2 separate regions of the Homo sapiens genome follow, and region 1 is linked to region 2. A link is an interaction called in ENCODE POLR2A ChIA-PET data of the cell type or tissue named here. Cell type or tissue: A673. All regions are shown on one strand. Links, peaks and the distances in the headings refer to the core of each region. The heading gives the core; the rest is flanking DNA. Region 1 overlaps HMCN1 (hemicentin 1). Region 2 overlaps RGL1 (ral guanine nucleotide dissociation stimulator like 1).

Evidence for each region. Peaks named below come from ENCODE experiments on the same cell type or tissue, not always from the same donor. Only the 100,000 strongest peaks of a DNase experiment are listed, where the experiment ranks them.
Region 1: POLR2A ChIA-PET joins it to region 2 with 6 read pairs; 1 of 35 experiments calls an interaction of 5 or more read pairs at or near these places.

Annotation. Positions count from the first base shown.
Region 1 is chr1:185,746,290-185,751,673 of GRCh38, reverse strand. All of the region lies in intron 1 of HMCN1 (hemicentin 1), which reads right to left. Among named protein-coding and RNA genes, the nearest start is that of HMCN1, 15 kb to the right of the region's middle. In A673, for the core only: no CTCF peak of the experiment used is centred there; no DNase peak of the experiment used is centred there; H3K27ac peaks cover 1,272 bases.
Region 2 is chr1:183,815,869-183,821,252 of GRCh38, reverse strand. The region is part of intron 2 of RGL1 (ral guanine nucleotide dissociation stimulator like 1); the gene reads right to left. Among named protein-coding and RNA genes, the nearest start is that of RGL1, 13 kb to the right of the region's middle. In A673, for the core only: no CTCF peak of the experiment used is centred there; a DNase peak (open chromatin) is centred at 3,232; H3K4me3 peaks cover 1,670 bases; H3K27ac peaks cover 3,363 bases.

The sequences.
Region 1 (5,384 bases), core at 90-5,089, 1.9 Mb before region 2:
TGAAAGGTAAAAAGGCTTAGAGAATGAGAAGATCTAAAATACACTTAACAAGGTTTTATGAAGGGGAGATTACAGACAGTAAGGAGAGGAAATATCTGAAAGACAAGAATTGTCCAGAATTTAATAAAAATCTGAGTCCTTGAGTTGGGGAGGCAAACCAGGTTCCAGGCAGGAAAGACAAAATCAAATCTATGCTTAGACACTGAATAAGGCACTGCAGAAATAGGAAGACAGAGATAATTTTAAAATAACCACAGAGAAAACACAGCTTACCTAAATAGGGACAAAAATTAGACTAAGAGAAGACTTTTCATCAACAACAAAAGAAGTCAGAAAACAATAAAATGCTATCTTCAATGGGCTAAGTTAGATATAGAATTTTATACTTAACTAAACTACTAATCAAGAATGAAGGTAGTATACACAGATTCTCAAATAAAGACCAAAAGGATTTCCTATTTGTATGTCATCCCTGAAAAAACTACTAGAGAATGTAAAGAATGCATAGGGTTGGTGGGGGAATAAGAATCCAAAATGAAGGAGTAGGGAGCTAGAAGCAACAATGAGTAAAGAAATCAACAAACAAATTAAATCTAAGGAAACACTGACTATGTAAACAAAATGACTAATTTGGGTGTGTTTAAAAACAAAGTGAAATAACCATACTACAGAAAGTAGGAGGAAGGTGATCAGAATAAAGCCCCCTAAGGTCCTTATATTACACAGAAGTATAAAAACAGTGATTAATTTCAAGACAACCAAATCAAGGATAAACATTTTTAACAGAGAAAGAGAGATGCAATGTGTAATTTCTAAGCCAATAGGAGGGAGGGGGGGAAAATAGAATTTTAAAAAAACTCAACAGTAGGAAAAGAGGGGGAAAGATCAACAAAAATCACAGTAAATAGAAAACATAAAATAAGATCATAGAAATAAGTCTATATTAAAAATCACAATAAGAGTAACAGGATTAAATTTGACTATAAAAATAGTTTGAAAATAAAGGAAGGGAAAAAGTATTTGACAAATACCAATCAGATATGGAACAGTATTATTAATGCCAAGCAAAACGCATTTAAAAGCAAACAGTACCATTAGAGATTAAAATGGCCATATATTTAAAGATAAAATGAACAATTCACTACAAAGATAAAACAATCCTTAGCCAGTATGTACCTAACAACATGGCCTTAAAGCCCAAAATTGACTGGAATTACAAAGAGAAATTAACAAAACCATAATTACAATGGGAACATTTAATATAACTTTTAAAAAACCTGATAGATCAATTGGACAATAACTGATAAAGAGAATATTTGAGCAACATAATAAGTTTGATCTTTTGGACATAGGTAGAACTCTACACAAAATGATTAAAACTTCTTTTTAAAGTACAAAAAGAATACAAAAAATTCATTCTTTCTTTAAATAAAAGAAGGCACTCACTTTATTGAGTGCCTTCTATATGCCAGGAAACTTACATGAGGCTCTACCAAATACAGTCATGAAAATTAAGTTCCTGCCCTCATGGAGTTTATATTTAGAAGAGAGCATAGAACTTAAATGAACGAATTCACATCATCTCTAAAGACAACCAGTGCTAAATTCTATAAAGAAAAATAAAGCAGGTTAATGAGACAGATTCATGTGCAGGACTATGTTAGGTGGGTAATCAGGGAAGGCTTTTCGGAGGAGGTGACTTTTAGCCAAGAGCCATATGAAATGATGTGCCAGCCATGCGAATCAAGGATCTGAGGAAAGAGGGAACTGCAAGGGCAATGGCTCTGGAGAGGAAGTGTGCCTGACATGTAAGAAATAATAAAGAGGCCAATATGCTTAAAGTGATGTGAATAAGGACATCAGAAAGGGAAGGTGGGAATAATGACATTTCTTTCATTTTAAAACGATCCTTCTGGCAGCACTGGGGAGAACAGCAGCGAGAGCAGTTAAAGTGGCTCAGGCTAGAGGAGTACCTGTAGAGGGAGATGAGAACTGGTCAAATTTAAAATGATCTTGAAGGCAGAGCCAAAATAACTTGTGGAGGGATCAGATGTGGGGTGTGAAAGAAAAAGAGGAGCACAGGAGATCTCAAAGGGCCTTGTCCCAAATAAGTAAGAAAATGTGGTGCCTGTACTGAGATGGGGAACGCTGGAGAAGACACATGTAGGGTGGGGACGGGTTGATGATAAACGTGAGGTACTTATTAGATGCCCTTTGAAGATTTAAGCAGGCAGTAGGTTTCTCCTTGTTCCACTTCTGTATTGATGTTGCCTGCCTGGCCTCCCTGGGTATTTAATGTTGAAACTTCCCAAAACCGTCATGAAAAAGAAAACATTCAATCTGCTGTCTCCATCACTGAACTAGTTCTACTCTCACTAACTCTACCCTTGTAATAGACTTTTCCAAGCACAATTAAACTAACATTTTGTGAATGACAATTATACTAAGTCCTTTCACCAATAGTATATAGTCTCACTGAAACATAAATATCCTTCTTTGTTGAGGGAATTTTAGGTGGTGAATCAGAGATGATTGTACACATCTATTCCCAACTCTATATCCAGGCTTCATGTTGGTGTTTGAAATTGGCCATGGAGGAGTAACAACACCATATAAACTGGCAAATGCTACAAATAAAGCCCTCTTCCTACCCCAAGCTCCAGAGCCAGAGATTTAACATTTATCAGTACACAAAACTGGTTTTATCCTTATTTTATGCAAAAAGAAACTGAGATTCTAAGAGTCTAGTTACCTGCCCAGTTACAGAGCCAGTACTCAAGTGTTTTGACTCTAGGTCAAGTGTTATTTCCCTTATAGGACACTCTTGGGTCCTTGCTCTGTGTCAGGCTTTGCACCAAATGTTTTACATGGATTTTCTCTTCTAAGCCTTAAAACAATTCTGCAAAGGAAGTATGATTGTTATTCTCACTTTACTGATACTCACTTTAATGATAAGGAAACTAAGGCTTTGAGAAGTTAGTAACTTACTAATAATCAAATGCTAGTCTATTTGATATTAGAATCCATTCACTCAAAACCTATGCCATTCTAACTCTACTAAATTTTACTTTGTCAAGATAAATCAAATCCCCTGTTAATTTTCATTATTATGTAGAAGGATTAAGAAAGGGTAATATTATCAAAGGCACAAATTAAGTCCATAACATACAATAAATATAGAAAGGGATCTCAATATTAAAAAGAATGACACTTTTCTAATATTCCAGGAAAGTTCCTTGGGAGATGTGAAATTTTGGAAAATCTTTTGATTATGGGTGAGACATTGTCCTGCACATAGGGGACATTCCAACATAGGGTGTGGCTGGGGAGACAACTTCAAGGCAAAAGTGTAATGATCTGATCAAGGAGGTGGTGAGCATGTTCACCTAAGAAGAGCTGGGAAGACCCTCTGGGGAATATGAAAACAATAGAAATGAGGTTTTCTGTGTGCTCTAGTAAAAGGCTTTGAAGTGAAACTAAGGAGCTAAACAAAAAGCATAACAGATTTCACTTTGAATCTTAAAAACTGAAATTCCAGATAGTACAATATCTTTTTAAAATTTTGTTCTCTATTACTTAGTGAAATAATGTATTTTCTTGACCTTCTATTTGTAAAAAAAAAAAAAAAAAAAAAAAAAATTTTAAGTACCCTTTCTTGTATTTATCTCCTCCCCATCACCCATGCTTCTCACTTAACTCTCTCCCTGTCAGAACTTGGCAAGAGCATAAAGGTTACCCTGACACACTTTTGGTGGTAATCAGCATGCCTTACAGCCTGAGAACATCAAGGAATTCCTTCCACCTGCTATAAAACAGTGCTTAAAGCGAAGTTCTCAGAGACTTACTGCTAATGGAAAAATTGCTCCAATTAGTGTTTAACGTTTTGAAGAAAAGAAAGCTGGGAGTATACAATGTCAAAATATTTTAGAACCCATACATAATTCCCAGAATTCCTAGCTCCTATGTAATTTTCCCCATCTCAAAATTAAATATCTGGACATCACCAACAAAAGATTAAATACGACTTTATTAAATGCATGCTTAAAAGTAACAGGGCCGGGTGCGGTGGCTCATGCCTATAATCCCAGCAATTTGGGAGGCCAAGGCAGGTGGATCACTTGAGGTCAGGAGTTCGAGACCAGCCTGGCCAACATGGTGAAACCCTGTCTGTACCAAAAACACAAAAAATTAGCCAGGTATGGTAGTGTGTGCCTGTAGTTCCAGCTACTTGGGAGGCTAAGGCATGAGAATTGCTTGAACCAAGGAGGTGGAGGTTGCAGTGAGCCGAGATCACGCCACTGCACTCCAGCCTGGGTGATGAAGTAAAACTCTGTCTCAAAAAAAAAAAAAAGTAACAGGTTTTTAACAATACAAATTATTTTGAGAACTTAAATAGCACCCCAAACATTAATGCCTTTCTCCATAACTGCCACTGAGAACTCTGTTCCTATCCAATAAAAGAGATCAGAGTTTAGAGTCTATGATAGTCCCTAATGCAAATATTTTGATCAGAAATTTTAGAATAAACTGAGTTTCCCTAGTAAAAGAGTTAGAGTTTTGGTTTTTTAATGTTAATTGCTAAATGATTTGCTGTGAGTTGAATTATGTCCTCCAAAAATTCATATGTTAAAGTCCTATCCTCCAGCACCTCAAAATGTGACCTTCTTTGTAAATAGTCATTGCAGATATAATTAAGAGGCGACCACATTGGAGTATCGTGGGCCGCTAATCCAATATGACTGGTGTCCTCACGAAAAAGGAAAATTTGGCTGGTTGCGGTGGCTCACACCTGTAATCCCAACACTTTGGGCGGCTGAGGTGGGCAGATGGCCTGAGGTCAGGAGTTTGAGACAAGCCTGGCCAACACAGCAAAACCCTGTCTCTACTAAAAATACAAAAAATTAGCTGGGCATGGTGGTGGGCACCTGTAATCCCAGCTACTCAGGAGGCTAAGGCAGGCAGAATCGCTAGAACCTGGGAGGCAGAAGTTGCGGTGAGCTGAGATCACACCATTGCACTCTAGCCTGGGCAACAGAGAGAGACTGTCTCACAAAAAAAAAAAAAAAAAGGAAAAGGAAAATCTGACACAGCACACAAAGATAACACCATGTGACGACAAAGGCAGAGATTAGGGTGATGTATCTACAAGCCAAGGAACGTCAAAGATTGCCAGCAAACCACTAGAAGTTGGGAGACAGGCATGAAACAGATTTGTCCTCACAGCCTTCACTACCCTACCAACATCTTGATTTTGCACTTCCAGCCTCTAGAACTGTGAGATGATAAATTTCTATTGTTTAAGTCACACATTTTGTGATAGTTTGCTATAGCAGCCCTAGGAGTAGGCCCTGTCTTCTTGGGCATACTGAAACTGAAGCACAAAG
Region 2 (5,384 bases), core at 132-5,131:
CAACATTGTCTAGTAGAAATATAATGCTAGCCATAGGCAATTTAAAATTTTTTAGTTGCCAAATTAAAAACATTGAAAAGAAACAGGTACAAGTATTATTATTATTATTATTATTATTTTAGACGGAGTTTCGCTCTTGTCGCCCAGGCTGGACTGCAGTGGCGCAATCTCAGCTCACTGCAACCTCTGCCTCTTGGGTACAAGCAATTCTCATGCCTCAGCCTCCCGAGTAGCTGGGATTACAGGCGCCCACCACCACGCCCAGCTAATTTTTGTAGTTTTAGTAGAGACGGGGTTTCACCATGTTGGCCAGGCTGGTCTCAAACTCCTGACTTCAGGTGATCCACCAGCCTCAGCCTGGTGTATGTAATCCCAAAGTGCTGGGATTACAGGCATGAGCCACCGCGCCCAGCCATAAAATTAATTTTAACGATACATTTTATTTAACCCATTTTACCCACAGTATTACCATTTTAACATGTGATCACTATAGGAAATTACTGAGATATTTTACATTATTTTTTCAAACTCTGGTGCGGATTTTACAGGTACAGAACATTTCAATTAGGACTGGCTATATTTCAAGTGCTCAATAGGCACATATGGCTAGTTGTTACCATATTGAACAGCACAGGCCTAGAGAGTTCTGGACCCACATCCTCCAGAGCAAGAGAGTGGCAATGATGTCTAGAAGCAGAAGGAAAGAGCACCATCCACTCCAGCTGAATTCCACTGCACGTTTGTCACATGCCCTCATCTCATATGGTGCTATCAGGGTCCTCATGCAAGCCCCACACCCCTGATACAGGATGGGAGATTTCGTGGGGGTAAAAAACAGAAATGAGGCTCATTAACCAATAAATAAGCATTATCACCTTAAAACTCCTCAAACACCAAGTCCAAATACATTCTTTTGTCTGTGGCATCAGAAACATAACAAATATCACAAACGATTCAAATTAGAAAGTAACCTTTCTAATTTGTTCTGAAAAATATTTCCTGCCTATCACAAACGGAATAGATAGCATGATTGCAACTATGTTAAAATGTGTGCCTGTGAACAAAAATTGGAAGATAATAAGTAAAAGTGAAAAGAACTGTGTTATCATGGCAGAATTATAGATGATTTTCTTCTTCTTTAAATCAAAACGAAACAAAACAAAATGGGCTAGTCATGGTGGCTCACGCCTGTAATCCCAGCACTTTAGGGGCCCAAGGTGGGAGGATCGCTTGAGGCTAGGAGTTCAAGACAAGCTTGGGCAACATAGCGAGACCCCCCATCTCTACAAAAAATTTAAAAATTAGCCAGGCATGGTGGTGTGCACCTGCAGTCTCAGCCCCTCGGGAGGCTGAGGCAGGAGAACCCTTTGAGACCAGCAGTTCAAAGCTGCAGTGAACTATGATCACACCACTGTACTCCAGACTGGGCGACAGAACAAGACCCTGTCTCTTAAAAAAAAAAAAAAAAGTATAATGTTGCTTCAACACTCTTTTAAGAATGGCATTGCTTTAAAAAAAAGTCCATCCTTCTTTTCTAAAGCAAACATTTATGCCATTGAACACCGATGCAAAGAAAAAGGCAAGGAAGCATGCAGGAAGGTTCAGAAGCCATCAGAACACTTAATTTTAATGGAGCCAATTACATTTGGGACAATGTAAATGAAAGCACCTAAAAACAGAATTCTGAAATTCTAGAATTCTGAAAACCTCTTGCATAAACTTTACATTTTGCCTAAAGTGAAAATTTCAAACTTAAGAATGTAAAACCACAGAATAAAGAAAAGTGTCGGAGGGCCAGAGAGCAAGGGAATTGAGTTGTACTAATGAAAATGTAAAAGTATACCCAAAATATTATGTAATTTATGTCACTTATTAAGTCTCCTTTTGCCTGTGAGTTCCGGTAAGAAAGGTGCACCACACAAAGTACACTACAGGACAAGCCTGCAACATAAATCTCAGAGTAACAGGCCTCATCATTATGGGCATAACCTTCATTACTATGTTCATGGAGATGTGTCAGATCCCTTCATAAAAATGTGTTATGTAGGGCAAAGCCTTATTGGCTTGACAGTGGGTCAATGCAAGTTTGAAGCCAATTATAGGCCTCAGATACCAGATATAATAAGATACATGAAAATCCTAAGTAGAATAACTTCAGAATTCAAAGCAGAAACTGAGTTCCCAGAGGTCTATCCTTGACCCATGACTCAAACCTATATGTCACTAAGAAGTATATGGATTAACTCTAAATTCCAAGTCATCCCATCTATAAAGGTTACTGTCATACCTAGGCCACTTTTCATACAATCATGAAATGTGTAGGTCAAGTAATGATGACAAAGATGAGGCAAAAGCATCACTTTCTTTTTTTTATTGTTATCAGTAGTTGGAGTATAAAATATAAGCTAAATTTAGCTGCTTCAATGTTTTCCTTTTGCTTCAAAAAATGGAACTTACAATATTACCAAATACCAAAAAAAAGTCACTAAAGATACACGTTCTATAATAAAGATAAGGCCAAACAATTTATAAGATGCTCACTAAGTACTAACTATGTCTCAAACACTGTCCCAGGTTACGGGAATATGATGATTAATTAAATATGGCCCCCGCCCTTTCATGAAACACTGAAACGAATAGGGCAAAGAGAAACATTTTTTTTAATAGTGTGATAAGTGCTGTAATACAGCTTTTGGTAAAGTGCTAAGGAAACTCAGATAAAAGGATCCTTAATCCAGAAGAGAGGTTGGGAAAAGTAGAAGAGTAAAGATAACATTTGAGCTGCAACTTAAAGGGTTAAGTAGGATTCATCAGTCAACCAGTGAACAGAAAAGCAGGGCAGGTAAATGCAATGCCATAAGCAGTGACACAGTGATAAGAGAGCTGCACATAAATGTGAACTTCACTATGGCTGATGAAACCAAAAACTCCGGATTCTCTACTAAGAATAGGACCAGGTCTTTTCATGGAGACATAACCACATAGGTTATGTCTGGAGGTCCAGATGGAAGGAAACCTTTTAAAACTCTTTTGCCACTGAGAAGAGGATCATCATCCCTGCTGCTGTAACAAGAGCATAATAGTGATTTCAGGTTGGGGTTGGGCACTGAAATCAGAGCTGCTGTCATCAGCACTTTTTATCCCAGTCATCTAAAGTTTTACAAGCCTTTATCCCTCGAGCAGACACTCATTTGTGGATTGTCTAGATCAACATTGGATAGGAAGTCATTTCTGTAAAGAATATCATAATCCTCCAACTCTAACCAAAGAATGTTCATGAGGAAACACTTTAATCAACTTTCGGTCCCTGAGAAACACTTCTGTGGGAACAAAACAGCAGCAGGTCCCTCCAGGATACCCTTAACAGTACGTTGTCTGAAAGCTGGTTCCTGAGGTTCAAATGGTCACAGTACCATTGCTTTGCACAAAAACGAGTGTTACACGCATGCCTTGAGTCAGTGTACAAAGAGTCCCTTCTCCTCTACCACCACACACAGTCAGTAGATTCAGGGAGAATTCAGTGTTTGTCAGTAACACTTAACATAAGTAAATCACTTATTAAGCATCTTTGTAGGAGAGATTTAATTTTCAGTTACAGCTCTGAGTACAAGGGTCATTTAGCTCCACAAGTCAGCTGAGAACAGGGAATGAATGCTGGGGTTCAAGTATCTTGAGAGAGAAGGAAAAGATCTTTAGATGCTCAGGGGGATCCCATATGAATAGAAGGAAGGTCGGATTTGTGGCCGAGCAGCCAAAGACCCTGGAATCTATTTTTAAGTCAGAAGAAGGACAGGAAGGAACAGGAACAAAAAAAGGAACTCACACAAGAGAAATGGAAAGCAAGAAGGAAGCAGCTATAATCAGCAAATGGAAAGACAGTGAGAAAAATAGATCTTTAAAACTGTGCTCCTAACAGGGAGGCCAGGAACACTGCTGGAAACGACTGAAAGAGAGAAGAAAACATAGAAAGCAGCAACAGGACTACTCAAAGGAGTATTTTAAATGTCTACATTTTATGAGGGTCAGTGTTGGTCAGCTGGTAACATTCTTGCCTCTGGGATTAGGTCATGAGTTCAAGTCCTACATCGGGATTTGGCTTCAGACCAAAAGTTAACTTTCCAGGACCTCTGCAAAGATGGAAGCACTTTCCATTCCTTGGTGCATTATTAGCTTTATCACCCTTCTCACAACAAATTAAAAGTACCAGAAAGAAAAGGAAGAATCAAAGAAGAAATAGAACATTTTCAAACACAAAATATCCACTGCATTTGTCTTAAGAATCCTGTGAGTATGGGGTTTTTTTTTCCCACAACCAATCTACAAACAGAAGCCTTGCTGTCTGCATTCTCGATGCACCTGGAATCCCAGTGGGGACAACGGTGGTAGCAGAGGAAGCACTCCTCCTAGCTGAACATCACCTCTCATTAGTTAATCAGCAAGTGGCAGCAAGTGGGAAGAAAACAAAGTAGAAAAGATTGCCTCTGGAATGAAGGAAGAAAGGCAAGACTAATAAACAGAGCCACATGCCTATCAAGCATTTAGGTAGTGAGCAGAGAGAAAAAAAGGCCTCTAGGTTAAATGACAGTAAGAATATCCTTATATTTGTATAAAAACTTACATATTAAAAAATACTTTTATACACATTAACTCATCTGATCCTCACAAAAATCATAGGCAGAGTAAAAACAGATATTAACGCCATTTCACAGGTGAGGAAATGGAAGATTCAGAAAGTCACAACCTCACAAGCAACTCAGCTCATTCCTGGCTGAGGCAGTGGGGCTCAGGCACTGTATAAGCTAATCAACGTGTAGCACAGTAAGAAATTTTATCTTTATCTCATGTAGTTTAGTCCAGGACTTGAAACTGATGGTGCAAGAACAATTTACTAACATCCTAAATTATGTCCTATTAAGAAAGATTAGCATAATGCTTACCAAGCAGTTTTTAGAAAAATTGTTTCCGACTGTCTGATTTTTCTGTCAGAAATGGCAAAACAGAAGACAGAATATGGCCCACTGTTAAGTAATAAAATATTTTTTAAAGCATAAAAATAATACCAACAAATTACTTTAGAAAACTGAAGGAATTTCAAATGCAAAATGTTGGAGCCCGAGGAATAATGCAGTCTTTCATTATGCAAGGAGCCAGAGAGATAAAATACAATAGATGTTATTTCTAATATACGAGGATTACTAAACCCTGCCATGATTGTTCCTTCCTCTCAAATGTACAAAATGAGAGAGGGATGTTAATGACATGTCCTAAAACCTTGCTAATACTGTTTCTTAAGCAACCTGGGGTTACATATAACACCAAGCTTCAGGGGGTCCATGTAAGAAAGCCACCCAGGTCTCTCCAAGGTTCTATGGCAGGGTTCTAGA